Regions from separate parts of the Mus musculus genome. Here all the other regions are linked to region 1. A link is a loop called in an ENCODE intact Hi-C map of the cell type or tissue named here. Cell type or tissue: heart. All regions are shown on one strand. Each heading gives the region's core, and the rest is flanking DNA. Links, peaks and the distances in the headings are about the cores only. Region 1 holds the start of Rpl27a (ribosomal protein L27A). Region 2 overlaps 1700095J03Rik (RIKEN cDNA 1700095J03 gene). Region 3 overlaps Trim66 (tripartite motif-containing 66).

Evidence for each region. A loop is a pair of places that touch in the nucleus more often than their neighbours do. Peaks named below come from ENCODE experiments on the same cell type or tissue, not always from the same donor. Only the 100,000 strongest peaks of a DNase experiment are listed, where the experiment ranks them.
Region 2: it touches region 1 in a loop (2.2-fold over the local background); 3 of 42 quality-filtered maps call a loop at or near these places.
Region 3: it touches region 1 in a loop (4-fold over the local background); 6 of 42 quality-filtered maps call a loop at or near these places.

What each region holds. Positions count from the first base shown.
Region 1 is chr7:109,514,773-109,522,348 of GRCm38, forward strand. It overlaps Rpl27a (ribosomal protein L27A), which reads left to right and starts at 4,423. Exons shown (of 5, transcript NM_011975.3): 1 at 4,423-4,450; 2 at 4,813-4,876; 3 at 5,146-5,221; 4 at 5,696-5,870; 5 at 6,829-7,576. The coding sequence starts at 4,448. The coding sequence ends at 6,957. It overlaps Snora3 (small nucleolar RNA, H/ACA box 3), which reads left to right and starts at 5,360; the gene lies at 5,360-5,479. LOC115485611 (a small nucleolar RNA gene) reads left to right here and starts at 6,508; the gene lies at 6,508-6,637. It also overlaps a transcript of Trim66 not described here. In heart, for the core only: a CTCF peak has its summit at 4,201; DNase peaks (open chromatin) are centred at 3,425 and 4,299; H3K4me3 peaks cover 3,015 bases; H3K27ac peaks cover 2,816 bases.
Region 2 is chr7:109,441,011-109,448,586 of GRCm38, forward strand. 1700095J03Rik (RIKEN cDNA 1700095J03 gene) reads left to right here. Exons shown (of 2, transcript NR_152110.1): 2 at 3,641-3,890. Among named protein-coding and RNA genes, the nearest start is that of Stk33, 5.7 kb to the left of the region's middle. In heart, for the core only: a CTCF peak has its summit at 4,242 (motif pointing left); no DNase peak of the experiment used is centred there.
Region 3 is chr7:109,465,212-109,472,787 of GRCm38, forward strand. Trim66 (tripartite motif-containing 66) reads right to left here. Exons shown (of 20, transcript NM_181853.4): 10 at 7,023-7,184. Among named protein-coding and RNA genes, the nearest start is that of Stk33, 30 kb to the left of the region's middle. In heart, for the core only: no CTCF peak of the experiment used is centred there; a DNase peak (open chromatin) is centred at 3,130.

The DNA of each region.
Region 1 (7,576 bases), core at 1,116-6,115:
ACAAATTGGTTCAACCTATCTGAAAAAAAAATAGCATCATAAAATGAATCATACAAATATTTATACCCTATAATCCAGTAATCTCTCTCCTGGGATTTTATTCTAGACAAGTTATTGGTCAAAAGAAAAAAAGTCCATTATACAAAATGCTCTCTGCACCTTTGTCTCTAACAACAAAGAACCAAAACACAAAAACAAAATACACAAGATGGCTTAGTATGTTATAGCACATGCCGAAGGCAAATTACTCTTCAGCTGTGGAAAATAAACCTGAAGCTGAGATTACAGCTCAGTGATAGTGCTTACCTAGAATGCTCAAGGTGCCAGGTTCGATTCCCAGCACCACAAGAAATAAAATGAGCCAATCCTTATTCCTGGGCAATGATACAGAAAATGATGTGGGGATTGGGAGATGGCTCAGTGGTTAGAGTCCTGGCTGCGAAAGCCTGCAGACGGGAGTATGACCCCTAGCACCCACATATTTAAAAAAAATCCATAAACAGCCGTGTATGACTGTAATCTCTGGGGGATGAACATGGGTGAATCCTAGGCACTTGATGGCCAACCAAGCCTAGTCAAAACTGTGAGAGACCTTGTCTCAAGGGAATAAGGCAGAGAGCAAAAGATGACACCTAGAAACAAACTATTCTTCTGGCCTCCATGTATATACATATATACATGCATACTCTCCGTACACACACACACACACACACTCACACACACACAGATTAGCATACTGTCATCATTAACTCTGCATATAGCCCATTACCGTCTAAACATGATCTGAAAATTGACATAAAGTTTTGTGAGACTATGATTTGAGATGTTTATCCTCCTTTTTTCAGAACTTCTTTTCATGCTGTTTTTTTGTTTTAAAAGATTTGTTTATTTGTGTTTATATGAGTGCACTGTAGCTGTGTTCAGACACACCAGAAGAGAGCATCAGATCTTATTATGAATGGTTGTGAGCCACCATGTGGTTGCTGGGAATTGAACTCAGGACCTCTGGCAGAGCAGTTGGTGGTCTCACTGAGCTATCTCTCCAGCCCCTCATGGTGTATTTTTGTCCCATTACATGTGTACACACACACATATATATATAATGTATATACATTTAGAAACACTTGTAGACTAAATATGGACTTCCAAGTTTTTGTACTTCTCACTATGTAGCCTTGGTTGGCCCCAAATGCATAAAGATCCACCTGGTCTTGCCTCCCCAGTACTTGGACTAAAGACCTGTGGTATGACAGGCCAGTAGTCTCCTTTTAGAAGGAGAGCAACATAAGTTTTCCTAATATCCAATTAAAGATGAAGAGCAAGAAGATAAGGCATGGGGCTGGAGAGATGCCTTGGTGCTTAGGAGAACTGGCTGCCCTTCATCCAGAGGACCCAAGTTCACTTGTCAGTGACCTCGCTGGGTGGCTCACACACCTGTAACTCCAGAGGACCCAACATCATCTGACTTCTCAACAGCACACATACATATAAATGAAAATATATCCCTTAAAAAAAAAAAAGGAAGAAGGCCGGGCAGTGGTGGCACACGCCTTTAATCCCAGCACTTGGGAGACAGAGGCAGGCGGATTTCTGAGTTTGAGGCCAGCCTGGTCTACAGAGTGATTTCCAGGACAGCCAGGGCTACACAGAGAAACCCTGTCATGAAAAAATAAAAAAGAAGAAGGAGAAGGAGAAGGAGAAGAAGACAGGTCTGGAAGTGGTCATACTTCCAAGAACAGCTGCTGTCTGAAGTCCTAAGGAAAATCAGGAACCCTGAGAAAAAAAGGAAAGAGGCCAGCAGGGCACTCTTTCAGAAGATAGTGTGTTGCCAGGACCAGAGGAGAGATCTGAGATTTACCTGCCTCCCCAGGCAGCCACTGCCTGGCACCATCTCTCTTTGCCTCATTCCACAAGTGTTGTCTGAGCTCTGAACCTCCAAAGTAAGTAGCTCAAATGCCTGCGATGTCACAAGGCTGTGATATACTTCATGGAATTGTCACAAAGAACAGTTCTCATGTATCACGTTCAAGGTCGTGGTCAGTGGGGAGGGAGAGGTGACCTAATGTCTTAACATATGGCTACTATTATTCAACTTTTCAGATAAAGAACTGAGCCTTCTCTGTTTTGTCAGGGCTGATAGACCTGAAGAAGCTAACTTTGCTGAACGAGCACAGGAACCATGAATCAATGGGCTGGTTGCCTAATGAGGAAGAAATGGAGCTGTCTAGAAAACCACAGCTGGACAAATTCCCCAAACACTCCCTCTACTCTAGAGATCAAACTGTCACTAAGACTACTGGGTAAGGTTCAGCCAGGTGTCCCGAGGAGAGGATGTAGCTCATCTATAACCAAAGCACTTGGCAAACTATTCAGAAACAGGATTCTAGTTCTGCTCTTTGCCCTGACTTGATACTTGCTCCAGGTCCCATTAAAATTCACTTAATGTTACCCTCTATTCCCAAGGCTCTTCCTAGCTAGCTTTCCTCCATTGATAGATCACGTCCCTAATGGTAATTTCTAAGTAATTTGGCTCATTCCTTGAACATATGGGACAGCAGCAGATCTCTTCTTAAATTTTGATCCCAACTCTCAAACCTCTCTTTCTGCTAGACTTAGGCAGTATATGATTAATGCCTGTGAGATGAAGGAGAGATGAAGATCAGAGTATTGTGAGGTCAAAAGGGAGTGGTCACTGAGACTAAAAACGGGGAATCTGGAGAGGGAAGGGGAAGGCTAGGTCCAGGCTCTGTACCCTACCAACTTTATAACCTAGGACAAGTCACCCAGTTCTGTGTCTTTTGTCTCATGAAAAAATGAAGCTAGATTTTGTAAAGTTCAAGGCGCTCTGAGGATGTTGGGGGTCTTACCATTGTGGCCTGGAGTGCTATTGGAAGTAGTAGAATACTAAGGTAGTTCCTCTATTCTTTAGAGTTCAGAAAGAGTTGGTCATGAGGGTACATGCTTAAAATCTCAGAACATGGGAAGCTAAGACTGGAGGATCAAAAGGTTAAGGTTAGGGAAATCAAGAGTGGTACTGGGATACTAGCAGTGAAGGCATGGGTAGTTCTAATATTTGTCCTTATAACAGAAAATGGTAGTCCTCAGCCCTCAAAGAAAGCTCTCTTTGCAACAGGCAGAAAGAAACTGATATAGAAAGCTATAACCAATCAAAATGCAGAGGTGTGAAGTCCAGTCCCACTGGATAAATCTGTAAAACAACCCCTCCACCTAAGGCGAGGGAAAGACTGTAAGAGCCAGAGATCAGAGGCTTTACTGTGAAATTGTGTGTCCTAGGAGTGTAAGAAGCCACACCCATAGTATCACCAACAGGACTGCCTGAATAGGAGCTGAACAAGGACAGCCATAGATATGCTATTACAGCCCACACGAGAAAGTTCGAGACCATCATGCCTAGCCAATCGATTAGGAGTGTAACTCCAGCAGTCAGGAGGTACAAGGCCAGCCTTGGCTTCAGAGTAAGACCCTGTCTCAAAACAAATACAAGATCTTGAGGAAATGGTGTGGCTAAAGTCAAACTGCCCAGATTGTAATGGACTAAACACCGAGCAAGAAGCTAGCAGACAGACAGGATTTGCCCACTCTGCTTTCTGAGAGTTTTGACTAGAATATTCTTTAGTTTAACGGATCAAGTAAGAAACAATAAAACAGATTAAGGGGTTAGAATCTTGTGCACAAGTGTACCACTTTTGTTAGCAAGCAGGCTACACGCCAGGAACTCATGGATTTAAAAGGAAAACAAGCAAAATTGCCCAGTCCTGAACCCTTAGAGAATCTGGGCTCTATCGGGAAGAAAAATGTAACTTGGCAATTAGAAGTTACAAGTGTGATAGTTCGAGTAAACAAGTAACAAAACAGGTCCAAGAAGGTCGACACGGAAAATACTTGTATGAGGAGCACGCTGGGCTGGGAACCTCGGGTCCAGGGGAGTAAAAGCATACCAGCCAGAGTCTGGAGAAAATTCAAATGTGATGTTTATACAAAATAGTTACAGAATCTAGATCCCTGAAGCACAGAAGGCTGTTCAAATTTGGCAGGACATGAAGAGAGGACCAGAGCAAAAGAGAAGGGCAGTGTCCCTTTAAGGGACGTCAGAGGCCCTGCGGAAGTCTTGCCGATGCTCTGAGCCACCGCCATTGCTGCCCGGAGACAAAAACCAACCGCACCAGAAAAGAACAGTGCACTCCGACGATGACCGGCCGCAGCGGCGCTCGACTAGGGAGGAGCTACCGGGGCTTCCGGGGGCGGGCGCCACCGGTTCACCCCGCCCATCCACACGGAAAGGAAGAGGCGGGCGCCGGGAGCCGTGACGTCAGGAGCCCTTCCCGAAGCCGGCCTCCTGGCCGGAAATGAAGCATTGGTCCCGCCCCCGCGCCTGCTACCTCGCGAGACTTCGTGAGCTCCTCCCTTTTCCCTTTCTGCCACCGCCATGGTAGGTCTTCTCTTGGCCTCCGCTCCATCGCGGAGGGTCGGGGCTCTGCTTCCCAGCCTTTCAGCTGCTTGCTATGGTCCTAGTGGGTCTCCATGGCTGGGCGTAGCCTGCGGGGCGGGATGACCCACTCGGGTGTGGGGCGAGGAACGTGGGGCCGCGTGTTCCGACCAGAGCTGGGATCGCGTGGACGTGCGGGCCCGGGCGGCTGAGCACGCTCTGAGTCCCGGCCTCGGCTTAGCCGGTGCTCCAGAAGGCAAGTCCTCGTGTGCAGGCCTGATCCGGGCAGGCAGGCATTGCTGCCCTCTCCCCGGTCTCCCCATCCTCTAAGCAGGCCTAACCACTTTGCTGTTTTTCCCACGCAGCCATCCAGACTGAGGAAGACCCGGAAACTCCGGGGCCACGTGAGCCACGGCCACGGCCGCATCGGTAAGTGTGCGCCTCCTCGGCGTTTGGCCTTTGGAGTTTTGTTGGAAAGTAGACATCCGTGGGTGGAAGGAAACACTTGCAGTTCCCCTACTTTATGTTGGTAGCGGGGTGAGAGTTAAACACATGCCGCTGGGATGTGAAATGCCGTAAATGTTCCTTCTATCCCCGAGTCTTGATAAATCGGGCTTAGAAACGGATGGTAAACTGAGAGCAGGAATAAGGGCATGTGAGCAGCTATAAGTCACACAAGTTGCTTTGTGTGCCGACAGGTAAGCACCGCAAGCACCCAGGCGGCCGCGGGAATGCTGGAGGCATGCACCACCACAGGATCAACTTTGACAAATAGTGAGTGTTTTGGAAGTGGGGGCTGAAGGGGTGAGTTAGGACGGTGTCTCCCTGGAAACGGGCTTCTTACCATTTGGTATGGCTAGCTTTAGCAAGTAAACGCTGCACTTGAACTGAGGGGACCTGTCCGAGGCTAGAGTCACGCTCAGGTATTGCTTGTTGCCTTAGTGTGCTTAAGTCCTCGAAGAATAACTGCTGACCTTATTCACTGGCTGTGTGGACTTTCTGGCACAGTCAGTCACCAGGTTAGTGACATATGTCAAGTTAACCCATTCAAAGTTACGTTGCACCCTATTTAGGGAATCCTTTAAGGAGTGGGGGTGCTACTGAGTGACCTGACTTTTAGTTCAAAAATTGTATCTGGTGCCTGCTGTGTCAATGTTTACAGTAGTGAACACTTACACTCACTAGGAGACAACTACAAAGATAAGTTTTCTCAGTGAGGCTCTGAAGATGGTTGCCTTCCCTCCCCAGTCACCCAGGTTACTTTGGGAAAGTTGGTATGCGGCATTACCACTTGAAGAGGAACCAGAGCTTCTGCCCAACAGTCAACCTGGATAAACTGTGGACATTGGTCAGCGAGCAGACACGGGTCAATGCGGCAAAAAACAAGACTGGAGTTGCTCCCATCATTGATGTTGTTCGATCAGTGAGTGAACTGACTTGCCATTCGTTTTAAAAGATTTTATGTATATGAGAACACTCTTCAGAGAAAAACAACAGAAAAGGGCATCGGATCCCATTATGTATGGATGGTTGTGAGCTACCATGTGGTTGCTGGGAATTGAACACAGGCTCTCTGGAAGTCCAGTCAGTACTTAGAGCTGAGCCATCTCTCCAGCAGCCTGCCTTGTCACTCTTAATGGGACCTTTAATACACGGTCTTATTTGAAAGCCAAACCTATATATACATTTGGCCATTACCTATTAGAAAATTTTAGTAGAATTGTTGCAGGTGATTGAATTGGTCACATGCTAATAACTCTTCCTCTGCTTGGTTCCCACTTGTTTCCATTTCTAACAGGTTTGCTTTTTGAGGTATATAGTTGGTCCAGAATGGTCTTAAGGCACATCCTGGCTTTTTTTTTTTTTTTTGCAGGTTAAAGTGTTCATTATTTAAGGCCCTATATTGTTAAAAGTACCCCCATCCCCCCCCCCCCCAAAAAAAAAACCACACCAGCCTAAGTGCAGAGACCCAAACCACAGGGAGGCTTTCATGGGCCCATCATTCCTAACCTACTATATTTAGTAGGGTGTAACTGGTCAGGAGTGGGGGGGGGTGTTTGGCCGAGGCTAGAGTCACATCCTGACATGGTGCTTGTCCTGGTGTGCTACAGTTCTCGGAGAGAATCGCTGGTCTTGATTCATTGGTAGGGGCCTTCAGTGTCCCTTCTAGTGCCCAGATCAGAAACATGGCCTATCTGGGCTGGCATATGCTATACTCTCAACTATGGAGGTGTAGTTGGTGAATCTCTATGATCCCATATTGATCTACATTTGAGTTAGAGGCCAGGCTTTACATACCTGAAAAGGGGGAATAAGTCAAGTCCTACCTGAATCTTGGGGTGTTATGTGTCTGATGTATGTTGTGAATCTTTCTATTATAGGGCTACTACAAAGTTCTGGGCAAGGGAAAGCTCCCTAAGCAACCTGTCATCGTGAAGGCCAAATTCTTCAGCAGAAGAGCTGAGGAGAAGATTAAGGGTGTTGGAGGTGCCTGTGTTCTGGTGGCTTAAAAGCCACACCGGAGGTTAATTAAATGCTAACATTTTCCATGTGGTCTTTGCATCCTTCCTTGTCTGCATGTTGGAAATCTGCCTAACATTCTAGGAAGAGGTGAGGTGTGGGCCCTTGAGAGTCAGTCTGTGGGAATAAGTGTAGCCCAACTATGCACAGTTGTAAATTCCTACATCCCCGTGTGTATTGGTCTTGATATTCAAAGAATTGATGAATGCCATTACTTTCAGTCCAAAGTGAAGAAACCTGGTCTCAAAAAATCCCGAGGACCAGAAATGAGATGGGTTTTCCTGAAAATCTAAAGTTCTTGAAAAACCTTGCCATCCAGATTGCTAGCAACTGCCTAGCTTTGTAAGCTTACTGTGATGGACAGGTAGCTCAGGACGACTGGTCACTTAATACTGGACAGATTAGCATGGAAAACTTAAGGGGAGGAGGAGGTAGTAGGTTCCATCCAGCTTCGCTTTGTTGGTGGCATCTAGGTGTTGTTCCAAGGGAGCATGCCTACCTGCAACAGGACATCACTGGTTGGGAATACTGTAGAACCAGAGCTGTGACCTTTGAACTACTAGAAAGATGAAATTTTATGTAAAGAGTACCTTGGAGTAAATAAATAAA
Region 2 (7,576 bases), core at 1,366-6,365, 74 kb before region 1:
CCACCTTATCTTCCCCTTGGAACTCTGCCTATCGCAAGTCTTTAGCATCAGCCTTGCTCCATTTGCTTATATTAAGAAACGATATCAGTGGCTTGCAAGCACGGCTTGGTAGATAAAGACACTGAGTAGATAAAGATACCAATCCTGACAACCTGTCCCATTCCCAGAACACATGCAAAGGTAAGAGAAAGCCAACACCTGCATGTTGTCCTCTGACCTCCATACATGCACCGTGGCACAAGCACATGTGCACACATGTGCAGACACAATAATAAAAATAAATAAGTTTTAAATAAGAATGGAGCTTTTCCCCTGACAGTAAGTAAAATATTTGTGACATCTCTGCATTTGTTAGAGGGTTTGTTTTGTTTGAGACAGAACTCACTATACAACTCTAGGCGTCCTAAAACTCGATGTGTAGACCAGGCTGGCCACAAACTCACAGAGACCCACTTGCCTGCTGGGTACTGGAATATAAGGCATGCACCACTCTGCCTAACTTTAAAGCGGTTTTAAGAATGTCCCAACCCCGTAGCAGAATCTTTCCAGCTTATCTAAGCCAGGGTTTCTCCTTTTTTTGGTTCATAAGCCACTAAAAAGAAATATGTTTTATATTGCCACCCACTGTATATGTATTTACTAACAGAAACACTTCTGAGATTTAGTTGGCCTCTAATTCCATCTGGAGAAGGTTCTAGGCTCTACAGGACCAGAGTGAGTGCTGGGGATGTAACTCAGCAAAAGAGGACCCACCTAGCATGTGTACCGCCCTGGGTTTGCCAGGACTGCAAAATAAATGAACAACTCATATGATTAGATTAGGCCCATCCAAAAATTCAGGATAGTCCCCCACTTCTATAAAGAAATAGCTGTGGGTATAGAGCCCTTGCCAACTAATATAATTACTTTATGCCCCCATAGGACAGTCCATGCAAGAAACTTTCAATTCTGTTAGGAAAAATAGTCATGCCTTATCCGTATGAAGGGAGAAAACCATGAGATCAACTTCATTTCCCTTCTTAGCATGGATTCCAGGAGATGATGGGGCTCAGATTTGCAGTTCAGTTTTAATAACTTGGCTAAACTTAGCAGCTCACATGTCTACAGCTCTCTTTTATCCTCTTCCATGTTCCCCTCATTCTGACTTTGATTTTTTATTGACTACTATATTGATGTTTATCTTATGCTGCCCCACACGCTTTGCACTTGCTGTTTTTTCTGCTTCTAAAGCTCTGCTCTCTTAGCTCTCCAAGGCTGCTGCTTTCTCATAATTCAGACTGTACAGTTGCCCCCTCCTCAGAAAGCCCACCCCAACCTCCTCTCTAGAGGATTCCCCCATACACATACCCCCAGTCTATCATCTTATCTTGTTTCATCTACAAACACCATATAAAGTGGTAGACCCCAACAGAAATTAAAACCTCCTTAGGAAGAAATTAAATTTTGAATTATATACTTTTCAAATAAGTCCCCCTTCCAAAAAAATCTTAATATAACATAATCTAAACACCTCTGCATTTGTCCTTATAGAGAGAAACCAATGAAGCTACACAGGAAGGTGATGCACTCGGGAGTCTGTGAAACCCACACAGAGACATCCTGGATCTTCTTAGGAAATCTTGGTGTTGTGCCAGACGAAAAACATTTTTCAGAGTATTCAAGTTGCTCAAAGCAGCCACATTAAATATTATGGCTAGTTACCAGAGCCCAGGTCCTCAGAAAAGAATTGCAGCACCATAACCATTAACACAACAAACTCTAGACACTGCCAAGGACCTCGCTCTATTCCAGGGGTCACCTCAGCACTACAATATGCTCTCCTGTTCCTGAAATTATTAACGTCACCATTGGCAGCAAGTATGATATGCCATTTACGTAAACACTTCAGGGTAATGTCAGGTACTGTAGAGTATCAAATTGCTGACATTTAAGAGAGAGGTCAGAACTGAAGCGTGGTGAGAGAACAAACACAAGAGTAACTAGCACAGCTTGTTCCAGCTTTTGTTGACCCTGTTGATAAAGGTACCAGAGTTTGGGCTTGGGCAGAGAGGTAGATTTCTTAAGTCAAGGAACGGTTGATTTGTGTTATTGTTTTAGAACACTCTCTCTCTCTCTCTCTCTCTCTCTCTCTCTCTCTCTCTGTGTGTGTGTGTGTGTGTGTGTGTGTGTGTGTGTGTGTAGTTTTTGATTTATATGAAATAGAGATCTCCTATAGCCCAGACTGGCCTCACACTATGTCATTGAGGCTGGCCTTTAACTCTTCCCAATGCTCCTGCCTCAGCCATCCAAGAGCTGAGACTATAAAGCTGTATGTGTGCCACCAATCCCAGATGATTTATGCATTAATTAAATTTCATGTTTTATTTAAAATATCTTAGCATATTGCTAAAGTACTTTTCTATACCCTGTACTGCGCAAAAACAAACACAACAACAACAAATGCTTAAGCCTTCATGTTAAAACAAACCACTCAATTTCTCTGATGTAACAAAGTCAGAGATATGTAGATTATTGCATGCTCTATTAAGGTTCCCCCCCCATGACACTTGTATTTGGAAAATGTGTAATTCAAAATGTAAGATTTTCCTAATGGGACTTTTTTTTCCTAGTAGGCTCTAGCAGTCTGTGTGAGTCTTTGCATTTTTATTTTATAAATAGAACCCTCACTGTTCAATTGACAGAAATATCTGTCCATAAACTCTGTGCCCCTGATGAGTTTTTGAATGTTGTGCCTAGCCTTCTTCATCAGATAAAACTTATTAGAGTTCAAGTTGGTACACACTAAGTCCTCTTCCTGGACATTTAGGATGGTTAAAATGGCAGTGCTCCCTGAGTAGTTTATAAAGACAATGCTACTGCTAGCTAAAGCTTTAGTCTCTTGTTATTGAAATTAATATCTCACACTAAAATCCATATGGAAATGAAATGATATCAGAGCAGCCAGTCTTAAGAGGAGGAAAAAGAGGAAGAGGAGGAAGTTGAAGGGGTCACGCTTCTCACATTCGCAGCTAACTATAATCAGGACTGAGTCATGTTGTCACAAAGCCAGACATACAGATCAGTGAGAGAGAACACAGAGGTCAGTCGAAACATTTTTGTTGAGTGGTCAAGGTGCTAAGACAATAGAGAGAAGAATCATTTTTTTCATCAATTGACCCAATAACGTCCTTTAGGATAATTTTCCTCCTCCATTACAGGACCTAGTCTGGAGTCAGACATTACATTTAGTTGTTATATTAATTTGCTTTCTACTGCTGTGATAAAACACTGACCAAAACCAATCTGAGGAAAAAGGGGTTTATTTGACTTATATTTCCCTGTCCCAGTCCATCACTGAGGGCAGTCAGGGCAGGAGCCAAAGCAGAGATTACAGAGGATTGCTGTTTGCCAGCTTGCTCTCCATTGCTTAAACATCCATTCCTTGATTTCTTATACAACCCAGGACCACTTGCCAAAGGGTGGTACCGCCCACAATAGGCTGGGCTTTCTCACATCAATCATTAATCAAGAAAATCCCCTTGGCACTAAGGCCATTCTGATAAGAAGCAATTCCTCAATTAAGGTTCCATGTTCCCTGGGTGACTCTAGTTTATGTCAAGTTGACAAAAACTAACAGTCATGTCTCTTTACCTTCCATTAGGCTGGAACATTTTCCCAACTTTTCTCTGACCCTAGCAACAGGAATTATTTGACTACAAGAGATGACTCGGCAGTTAAAGCATGCTCTGCTCTTCCAGAGGAGCGGAGTTCAGTTTCCAGCCTGTATCAGCAGGTTCCAGGGATGTCAAACACCTCTGGCCTCCTCAAGGATGTGCACACAAATCACATACCCACACTTAGACACACACATACAAGATTAAACACTGTAAAAATAAAACAATTTACAAAAGAGTCCTGCCTCCTGCCTTCATGTAATATACAATTTCTTTTTCTGATGCTTCTCTGTGGTCAAATTCAGGTCATTTATTCTCAGCCATAAGACATCCTACATTCCTGTGTGAGAAACACATCTGGATGCACAGTGTGTCCACCTGTTACTGATTGGTAATGCAATTCTGAGCACACAGTCAAGGCGTTATCTGATTTATCCACTCTGTAATTTTTCCTTTCTCCAAACTAATGAAGAGTCGTGGGGAGCCAATTTAAGACTATGCTCATCAGTCTCTCCCTAGAAACACCCTACCAAACAGTCCTTGCCTTCCAGGGAAGCGAAGAAAGTACCTCAGGCGCCATCTACAGGGCTGTCGTCACACTACAACAGAGCCAAGAACCAAGAACTTTATGACACCTGCCTGATGCTTTTATTTAGTCCGAGGCTCAGGAGCAATTTCAGTCTCAGACATTTTGAAAGAAGAAACTACAGACTCCTGTGTAATTTGGCTGAGTTCTAGTCCAACATTACCGTGAAGCTTAGGAAACTTACGATTTTCTACCACGTGAGTCCAGAGGGCTGAACTCAGGACGAGCCTTTTTACTCACTGAGCCATTCCACCTAACTGTTACTAGTTTTCAGGGTTTTTGGTGCCTGAAAAGCTCTCTCTCCAGCCGGAATACTATGTTTATTACATAAAATACTCCCCAGGCCAGGTGTAGAGGCAGAGAACATGTTGCAAGCCTGTGTGCTGGGGCAGGAGAGGAGACAGAAGCTTAGAGTGGAACCAAGAGTCAGCACACAAAGGCTCAGTGTCCTAGGGACCTAGAGAAATAACCCTGAAATGAATGAGGACAGACAGACAACAGCACAGGAAAGGGGGAAGTGTCAGGCGCTTGCACAGGGCTGGGAGAGAAAGGGCTGAGATTTCCAGGCCTCACTTGGAGCATTAAAACCATTAAAAGCATGAGCTTTCTCACCTGACACCGCCTACCCTCCATCCCCTTGCCTGGCTGCTATGGCAAGATGAGAGGAAGAATACGTTGAGGGCTCCTGTGTTAGGTGACATTGGGACATATGAGTGAGTGTGCAACTGTCATAGGATGTATAGGTCTGGAGCACAGAAAAGTTGGTCTATGCCTTTTATCAGACTCTAGGGATTTATGTGAAGTAAGTTTCTGACAGGTCAGGTGACTCATGTGGTGTTTTACTGATACCGACTCACATGGCGTTTTGCTAATAAGGTAAGACCCATGGGAGGACACGTGATGTTTGGGGGGTCCTGGTTCATCCTGGTCGCTCTTACTGACTTGTGCTGATTTGGCAGAGACCTGGCAGTTTCTGCTACATCATGCCACCACTGCTAATTCGTGTTTGCTATCCTGACACTACTGAAGTAGAGTGCTGGTGTCCTGACAAACAGATTAAAATCACCCCCAAGGAACTACTTCTAAACAGGTGCACATCCCCTTGTCCTGTTTACCACCTTTTCTCCCTACCTGTGGGTGATGGGCTAGAAGGGCATTGGTAAACTCTTATTAAAAGTAGGCTTCAAAAAAATCTAAGCCTACATTTCTGCACCAGGATGGTTAGTCGCAAGGCATAGAATCCAATTCTTACTAATTTAGACAGAAAGGGGATTTATTAAAGGGGCTTCTTAGGTGATTTCAAAGATCAAGCTTGTTGGAAAGTTAGGCTTAGAGCTCCACTAAGGCCAGGAACAACTCCTGGAGTCATCCATAGCGCTGCTCTGCTGAAGGAAGCATCTCCACAACCAGAACCTAAGTCTTCATCCACTGCTGCTGCCGTGGCAACTCCACGGCCTCCAGCCACACGCCCGCCCTGGATATGCAGTTTCCGGAGATTGTGACCGGCTGAATGTGGGTTCTGGGAGCTGGAACTCAGTCCTATGGAAGAGCAGTATGAACTCTTAACCACTGAGCCATATGTCCAGATCCTTATTTCCTTCTTAAATTATGACCAGTGGCTGGAAGGGATGCTTGGAAATCAAGATTCTAAAGTGTTTAGTGTGCCCTCTCCCCTCGAGGGCTCTCTCTTTCTCTCTCTCTCTCTCTCTCTCTCTCTCTCTCTCTCTCTCTCTCTCTCTCTCTCTTTCTGTGTGTGTGTATGTGTGTGTGTGTGTGTGTGTTATGCTTGTATGTGTTTATGTGGGTATGGGTGTGTATTGCGTCCCGCTCGACCGGCAAGAAAGACGCAACAAACCAGAATCTTCCGCGGCAAAAGCTTTATTGCTTGCTTCTCAGGAAGATTCCGAACCGGGAAAATGGCGCTGCTTTTATAACCCGCAGCGTGACGTTTCAGCACCTGATATGGCGTGACAGCTCCCGATTCGTTGCTTGCCCATCACCCCACTATTACACCCCGAGAATGGGAGTGACTAGGAGTGAATTCACTCTTGCACCTGCGTACAAGGCTTGTTTACTAGTTAGGCACAGTGGAGGCCCGAGCCATCTTATAATGGCGATTGCTCGCGGCACACACGGCTCTCCTCAGAGATTACTGGCGGCATGCACGCGATTGCTCGCAGCACATACGGCTCTCCACAGGTGTGTGAAAGCCAAACCAACAGCTTGGGTCTTCCTTTTTTTTTAAGACAGGGTCTCTCAGTGAACCTGGAGCTCACCAATTCTGGAAGGCTGGCTGAGCAGTAAGTTCCAGCAATCCTCCTGTATCCACCCACTCTCAGCACTGAGATAACAGACACAGCCTACCACACCCAGCCTTTGCATGGCTGCTGGGATTCAAACTCTGGCCCTTGCGCTTGCACAGCAAGCGCTTTACCTCGTGAGACATCTCCTGGTCCCTGTATTAGCTTTCACAGTGAAGAGTAAGCTGTGCCATCCAAGATTCCTGAGGTGGGGAGTCCATAAATAGGAATGGAGTTGCCTCAATTTGTTTTCTGTTGCTGTGATAAAACACTGACCAAAACCAACTTGTGGCTTACACTTTCCCTGTCTCAGTCTATCCGTGAGGGGAGTCAGGGCAGGAACTCCAGCAGGAATCGAGGTGGAATCATGGTGGAATGTTCCTTACCGCCTTGTTCAATATGGCTTGCTCAGCTTGAATTCTTATACAACCCAGTACCAGTTGCCCAGGGGTGGCATTGCCCACTGTGGGCTAGGCCCCTCCCAATTCAATCATCAACCAAGAAAATGGCCCACAGACTCATGGGCTAATCTGATGGAGAAAATTTCCTCAACTCAGGTTCCTCTTCCCAGGTGACTCCAGTTTGTGTCAAGGTAACAAAAAATAACTGGGGGGAGGGGGCGGGGTTCAAAGGTCAAGGTAACAATAGCTAGCACAGGGAGTCAGAGGTCAAGGTAACAATAGCTAGCACAGGGATTCAGAGGTCAAGGTAACAATAGCTAGCACAGGGAGTCAGAGGTCACTCCAAATGAATAAAAACCTTTACATTCACCAGAAACGATCCCCACCAAAATGTGTGTGCAGGAAGACAATGAAGAGCTGAAGAGGGTCACTGGGTCAAAAAGCTTAACTTTGTTTCTTGTTTTTTCCTTTTTTTGTTTGTTTGTTTGGTTTTTTGTTTTTGTTTTTGTTTTTGTTTTTGTTTTCCTTCAAGACAGAGTTTCTCTGTATAGCCCTGGCTGTCCTAGAACTTACTCTGTAGACCAGGCTGGTCTCGAACTCAGAAATCCGCCTGCCTCTGCCTCCCAAGCGCTGGGA
Region 3 (7,576 bases), core at 968-5,967, 50 kb before region 1:
GGCAGCTGGGAAGATGGCTCAGTAGCTAAGAGCACTACTGGCTCCTCTTCCAGATGGCCTGGGTTTCAATCCTAGCACCCACATGGCTGTTCACAACTATCTGTAACTCCAGTCCCAAGGGATCCCATGCCCTCTTCTGGCCTCCATGAGCACCAAGCATGCACATGGTACAAAGACTATAAATATATGTATATATGCAAAACACCATATACTATATATAAAATAAATTCCATACACACATTCACACGCACATGCACATATGCATATACATGGCATTTCTGGGACCTATCTACACCATGTTAATTACTTTTGATACTTTTCTGTCTCTGTGAAATGTAGTGCCACCAACCACTACACCAAAATGTACTCATTTCAATGCAGGAAGAAAGTGGATAATCAAGAGCTCTCACTGCTCTCTGCCAGTGTCACACATGAGCAGAGCTACAGCAGGACCTTGCGGGCAAGTAGAGCCAGGGAGGAGAGCAGGGCTTCTAACGAGCATGCCAGGGTTGGGCTTGGGAATACGGCCACACAGTGGCCAAGGTTTCACTCACAGAAAGAGCTTCTGCCAGGAAGGAAGGAGACCTGACCTTTGCAGTACCCAGTGTGGTTGAGAGGTCAAGCAAGAAAAAGCAAAAGTGGATTCCTGCCATAAAGCCTCACAAGAATATGACTTACTACTAATTGATTTGAACTGCTCAACTTCATCACACACATAAAACCTTCAGGCTTCATAAAGTGTGTATTTTGAGGTTTGCAAGGAAAGTCGACTATTTTCTAGTTCAGAAAGGAAGAATCAACATGCCAAGAACCCTTTGCTCTGTTACTGAACTCGGGTCTTTAGAGGGTGAGGGGAGACCACCCTGAGACTAGGAACCCATTCTTAACCCTTCATTAGCGCCAGCTCACCTGCTCCTAACTGTCCTCCTCCTCCACGGGACCCAAGTGTTAGGGACTCTTGCCCTCCTCCTCATCTCAGTTCATCTGTTTGTTGAGACAGGGTCTTGCTATGTAGCTCAGGAAGACATTGAACTTCTGATCTTCCTGCCTCCTCCTTTCAAGTGCTGCTCTACTACACCCAGGTCTATGAGGCAGTAAGGATGGAACTCAGGGTGCTGTGCACGCTAAGCAAGCAACTGAGCTCCATTCATTCCAGACCCATCTCCTTCTTTTTGTCTGCCTGTGTGAGCACACCACTGTCTTTTCATCTGTCCTTACCACCTGACTTGCCATCTTGCCTGAGAGCTCCCTGTCTTTTCTGACAATCACCCATGCAGCTCTTTACCCAGCCTCTGACCTGTCTAGTAGCTTTCCTGTAACCTGCTGAGCACCCTCTCCCACTACACCACCCACGTCTCCTTCTGGAGTTCTGGAGTTACTGTTCTAGTGTTTGCCACACGGTATTCTCAAAATTCAGAGAAAGCTTTGTTCTTTCACTGAAACAAGGAGGAAAGTGGAGACAGTGACTACCCAGATTTCCCAAGTCCATCTAAGCCCAAGGATAGGTAGGAATCTTGGTCTAGCCTGGGAAACCTGCTAGATGATCTTAATTTTTTGCCATTGGCTAGAAATCCAGTATCCTAGTGAGAAGTAATTATAAAATAACAAACAGACACATAGTATACATGTCCTGAGTTTATTATATCTCTGGTTCTTCCAGCAAGATAACATTTCTGCAGATAAAGCAGGACGATGACATGCTGTCCCTCATCAATTCACCCCAGATATCTGAAACATACTGTGTCTTTAACAACGAAATGAATTAGTTTAAGAACATTATTTTGGCTGGGCAGTGGTGGCCCATGCCTTTAATCCCAGCACTCAGGAAGCAGAGACAGATCAATCTCTGAGTTTGAGGCCAGCCTTCCCTACAGAGAGGGTTTCAAGACAGTCAGGGCTACACAGAGAAACCTTGTCTTGAAACAAAACATAACAAAGCAACCATTATTTTGGGTGGGATGACTTCTCAAACCGTAACTATGACATAGTCTCACTAAGCAGAACTAACGGAAGCTAGCACATAAATGCCCAGCTGAGATGCGGCAGAGTCCAGTAACGCTTCCAGAGTCTCTTCAGAGTGGAAGGCTTGGCGTGTCCCTTCGGCAGCCTCATATGTGGCCTTTCTTCAGGTGAAGTTGCCGTCTTCCTTCTTGGCAGTTTCCATTATACAAATCCTAACTCCTCACTTCTAATCTCCTCATTGCTTGAATGTAGAAAGTGAGCAGCTCCTTACGCAGGTCGTGGCCGGGGGGGGGGGGGGGGCACACCTTTAATGCCAGCACTCAGGAGGCAGAGGCGGGAGGGTCCCTGAGCCCTGAGTGTGAGCCAGTCTGGTGTACAGAAAGAGGTCCAGGACAGCCAGGGCTATGCAGAGAAACCCTGTCTCACAACTGCACACCCCATGCTTCCCACCCCCAGAAAAGAGAGAGAGAGAGAGAGAGAGAGAGAGAGAGAGAGAGAGAGAAGCAACCTTAAAGAAAACCATGTTTCTAAACTTGCTTGCTCAAGCTATATCCCATGTGTGGGCTTATGATGTCACACATGCTAGAATGGCCGCATGGGTGTGTACCATCTGTCTCTGTTGTTGTTCCAAAGCTCTTTCTGCTCACTGCTGGTTTCAGGTTGCTTCACAGTGGTTAACATCACCAGAGAGCACTGGGCTGATATACAGCAGGAAAGAGGATCATACACTGAAAGTTCTTTCTCTCTCTCTGGCTGGGGATGCAGATAAGGAGAGGTAATTTACCATACAGAGGTAAACGGACTTATGAATATAAGGGCTCAGAATATCTGAGCGTTTTAACAGCTTCAGATAGGCAGACTGTTTTTTTTAACAGTAGGAGATCACAGAACAGCCAAACGAGGCAGGTGAAGAAGCAACTAACCTAGCTAGTAGCTGGTGTCACATATCGGTTTTTTACATGTTGATTTTTAATAGTAGTGTTGTTGCTATCACTGGCAGTGAGCTCTCAACCACCTCAAAAGGCTCCTGTGTTAATTAAAGCTACTCTGAGGGGCACTCCCGCTGACCAGAGTCAAACGGGGTCATAGGAGATGAAAGAGTTGGAAAGTACCCAGGGCCTTGATGATCTGAGACAATGAGGACCCTAGAGACTGAAGTGGGAGGAAGAGGAAAGGCGTGAGTGGAATTCAGTAGGTCTGCAATGAAAGCCAGCAGAGTGAAACTCACAAAACCTTAGAGGCTCGGGTGAGTCTGCTCAGGCTACTGGAGGAGACTCTCAGCCTATGTGTGAGCAAGTGCCTGTTTCCTTGTGGACCAGGTGATGTGGGCAAGAGTCAGGCTTGGTCTGTGAAGGACTTCACGAGAGAACTAAAGAGAGAGAGCTTCTTAAAGAGATAGACTCACATGCAACCGAGAAGTGTTTGGCTTGACTCCTAAAGGAGAGAGCAGATTGTAGCACAGTTCTGCAGCTGCCAGCCAGGACCTGGGACACTCCCTCGGAAAGCTTCGCCAGGCCCAGGGAACAACATTCTGACTACTTTCAGGACCATCTTTTATGACTATGAGATCACTGCTGAGGTTGAATATCCAGGATCTGGTCCACAACAATTGATTCAGGGATGTGAAGACAAGATGCATTTTCTCACATATGCCAGGCTTACAGTTCTGTTTAGGTGAGTCAGTTCTCATCTCTGGGCTAGAATGTCCTCTTCCACAGGCTGATGTAAATCTCATGGAGCCATTATAAGAGGTGTTAAGAGTTAGGTGTCTGGGACTGGAGAGACAGTGACAACTGGAGCGGTGTCAGCAACTAAGAGCACTGACTGCTCTTCCAGAGGTCCTGAGTTCAATTCCTAGCAACCACATGGTGGCTCACAACTATCTGTAATGGGATCTGATGCCTTCTTTTGGTGTGTCTGAAGACAGCGACAGGGTACTCATATATATAAAATAAATAAACATTTTTAAAAAGAGTTCAGGTGTCAGCATGCTTTGGTAATGGTATACCTGCTCTCTACCTCAGCCATTATCCTTCATTCTTCCGCAAATCTCAATAATCACAGGAAATACAACCCAGACTCCACTTCAGCCGTGAGCAGCACCCCAGTGACCTCAAAGTCCTTTACAGAAGAACTGGGGCTGCACTCTACGCAGCAGAGAGCTCACTGGCAGGCAATGGGAGACTCGGCTTAACTCTCTGTGATGCCTATGGCCCTTCGAGTGCTCTAAAGATAAGCTCGTATGTGTTCTTCCTGGAGTGATTAGCTCAGAAGTATGAAAAGAAGCCAGTGAAAACGCCTTCCAGATTCACCAGAATTGTAAGGAGGTTGTGTTGTAGAGTTGAGACCGTGGCACTTTTCAGAGTAGCTGAACTAAGACTAGGGAGCTTAGGCAACAGCCAGTGCCTGGGAATCAAAGTCAAACATCCTGCTGGGTGCATGGAAGGTAGAGGACAGGATGAGAGTGCGGGCTTCTCCTTCTAGATGACTTGTTCTAGAACTTTCATATCTCCTCTTCAGCTGCAACGTCTTCACTGCGAGGTCATTTAGCAGCAGCAGGTGCACTGCTCTAATCAAAGTCCTAGTGACAACAGAGCTGGCATGGAATGCACACAGGAAAGCCTGGTGCCACGGGTCTCTCTGCTCTAGGGTCTTCAGAGGGACATTTCACTTCCCTGGAACCCATGGGCCAGCACAAGCTGAGGAGTGGCTGCAGACCCAAACATTGGTACCAATGGCAACAAAAGCCAAGGAAGGCTGTGTCCTAAGGACTCTCCAGCAAAGCCCCCCAGCTACTTCAAAGACAAAATCCAGTAGTGAGAGGCCGACATGGAGTCCTCTTTCTCCCACTGAAGTGCACAGAGAAGCCATTGAACCCAGTCAGTGAGAACAGCTTGAGTCAGGAGCCTGTGTTCTGATCCTAACATTGCCCATAGACACTGGGTCACTTAATCTCTCTGTGTCTCAGTTTCCACATCTTTCAAAGGGAAATAAGAAAGTGGCTTCCTCATAGTATTGCTAGGATAAACAAAGACATAAAGTGGAATTTGTAAAAAAAAAAAAAAAAAAAAAAAAAGCTGTGGAAAATTGTTTTTAAATTCATGTAAACTATCATTCAGTAATGAGGTGTTCAAAATATTTGGTATCTTCAAGTTTATATCTCTTATTCACTCAGCCCCAGTTTAAAAGCAATAAATCCCAGGCAGGCAGTGGTGGTGCACACCTTTAATCCCAGTGCTCGGGAGGCAGAGACAGATGGATCTCTGAGTTCAAGGTCAGCCTAGTCTACAGAGTGAGTTCTAGGACAGCCAAGGCTATACAGAGAAACCCTGTCTTGAAACAACAACAAATCAAACACACACACTCATACACACACACACACACACACCAAAACAAAACAAAGCACAACAAAACAAAACAAAATAATCCCTTCAAATTAGATCACCTTTCCTTATGGTGGCCTCTTTGCCAAACCCAAGCTCCCTCTGGGCCACAGTAACAGCCCTTTACTGGGAGCCTCAGACATGAAGCCTTATAAAAAGCATCTTCGACAGTACCACCCCACCTGCCTGCCCCTTACCCAAACCATAACATGGGCCCAGGCCAGTTATGAGGACCAAGAACAGTTCAGAGCAAGATGTTACAGAGCTGACTAACTCCACTGCCAACCTGCAGCCACCCAGAATGACCGTATCCCTCTGTTACTCAGAGAGCCCTAGAGTGACTCACACAGGCAGCATAGTCTCTGTGCTTGACTGTGGTTTCCTCCCTTCCTCCATACTACATGTAAGAACACAGCTGCACACCTCACTCCCAAATGAGAGCAGTGTTTCCTGCGTGGTTCTCCCATCACTTAAGCACCAGCAGGTCCCAGGCTTCCTGATGAATTCTGGGCACTAATAATGCCTGCTTTGGCTCGTCTTCTAATGTGTTTGCCATGGGGGAGCATCAGCAATTCAAAACAACATCCCTCCTTCCTGCCAGGATGCTCTTTATCCCATGCTTCCATTCCCTAGACCAAGACAGACCAGGGTTTTGAGCCAAAGGACTTTGTCTCACTTCCTGCCATTGATCAGACACTGGATTCAAAGCTCTTGTCATCTGATAGTCCTTGAAACCTTGGCTTCCTCTTCTTTCCCACAGCTACTAACTTCATTTGACTTCTCTCCTCCATACTATTCTGGTCTTTTGTACCACTGATGGCTATTTGAAGTGACCTTTCAAATATCCCTCCTAGCTGAAAATCCTTCATTCAATACCCCAGCCCCAGCACTGAACCCCAAATCCAAGCATAATAGGCAGGGTCTTCCAGCCACTCCCCTTCCCAAGTGCAGTTCCCGTTTCTGCTGAGCCCATTTGTCGAAAACCTCCAGCTAGAAGGAGGATAGAGTGGAGAGACAAAAAGAAAAGAAAAAAAAACAGAGAAAGACAACTCAGAGTTGTTGGGGGCTGGGTTACTGCTAAGGCCAGTGAGTGCTTGCAAATGAGAGGGCGACTAGACCAGAGGCCTCTGATGGCTCATCTTCAAGTGATCTCCATGTCTGTAGGTCCTCAACTGTCTCTGCAAGGACATCTCTGCCAACCATGCACCTAACCAATGTGCTGGCTCTAATTCTAAGGCCAATAGCTCTGTGTGGTGGGGAGCCATATGAAATACCTTCTCTCGTTTACGTTGCAGAAAGGATAAAGGCTACACCTTGGGTTCTTAAGTAAAGCTCAGCTCTTCTGACAGCCATGGAGCCGGAAGGTCTCAGCTCCCTTAGCTGCTTGGTGGCGATGTCCACCTCAGACAGCCATTAGGAAGGCAAAGTCAGATCGTAAAGGACCACACACCATTCTGAGCATAGAATAAATCGACTCCTTCCCCTTCCACTCTAAATGAAGCCCAGTGAGCCCATATGGGAGTGCAAGTGGGAATGGGGAAAGACCATCATTGCTTCATTGCTGACTTAGGGAAAAGGCACAAGTCAGGGCTGGGTAGCATCCAGGGATGGAACAGGAACACACCTCCCTGAATCCCGTCACCCTTATCCAGGTGGCTGGTGTCGGGGCCAAGTTACCTTTCTCACCACATTTGGAGAAGAGTGCTGGGAGGTGCCATCCACTGGAGGGACACTGTGAGGCGTTTCCTCCCCAGATGTCTGGGGCAAGGGAGCAGCAGTGTTCTTGTCAACAGGTAGAGCTGGCTTTGGGCCCTCAGGTGCTGGTGGCTCCTCTGTAACCTAGAAAAGAAATAACAACCCTGGATGGGTTTCCCCAGAGAGCATACCAGCGGGGACTAATGGGCCCTGCCCCTTGTAGCTGTTTACACACCATGAATGGCTTAAATTTTCTCAAAAAGAAAAATAGTCTGGGTTAGAGAAATGGCACAGCCAGGAAAGTACCTGGAATATGAGTTCAGATCCCAGAACCCACATAAAACTTGGTGGTGAACCCCAGAGCTGAGTTATAGTGGGCAGAAAAAGGCTCCTAGGCCAGTCAGCCTAGCCAGTCTGTGGTGGTGTATGCCTTTAATTCCTGCAGAGGCAGGCAGAGCTCTGTGAGCTTCAGCCTGGTCTACGGAGTAAGTTCCAGGACAGCCAGGGCTATACAAAGAAACCATTTCTCTGGGAGA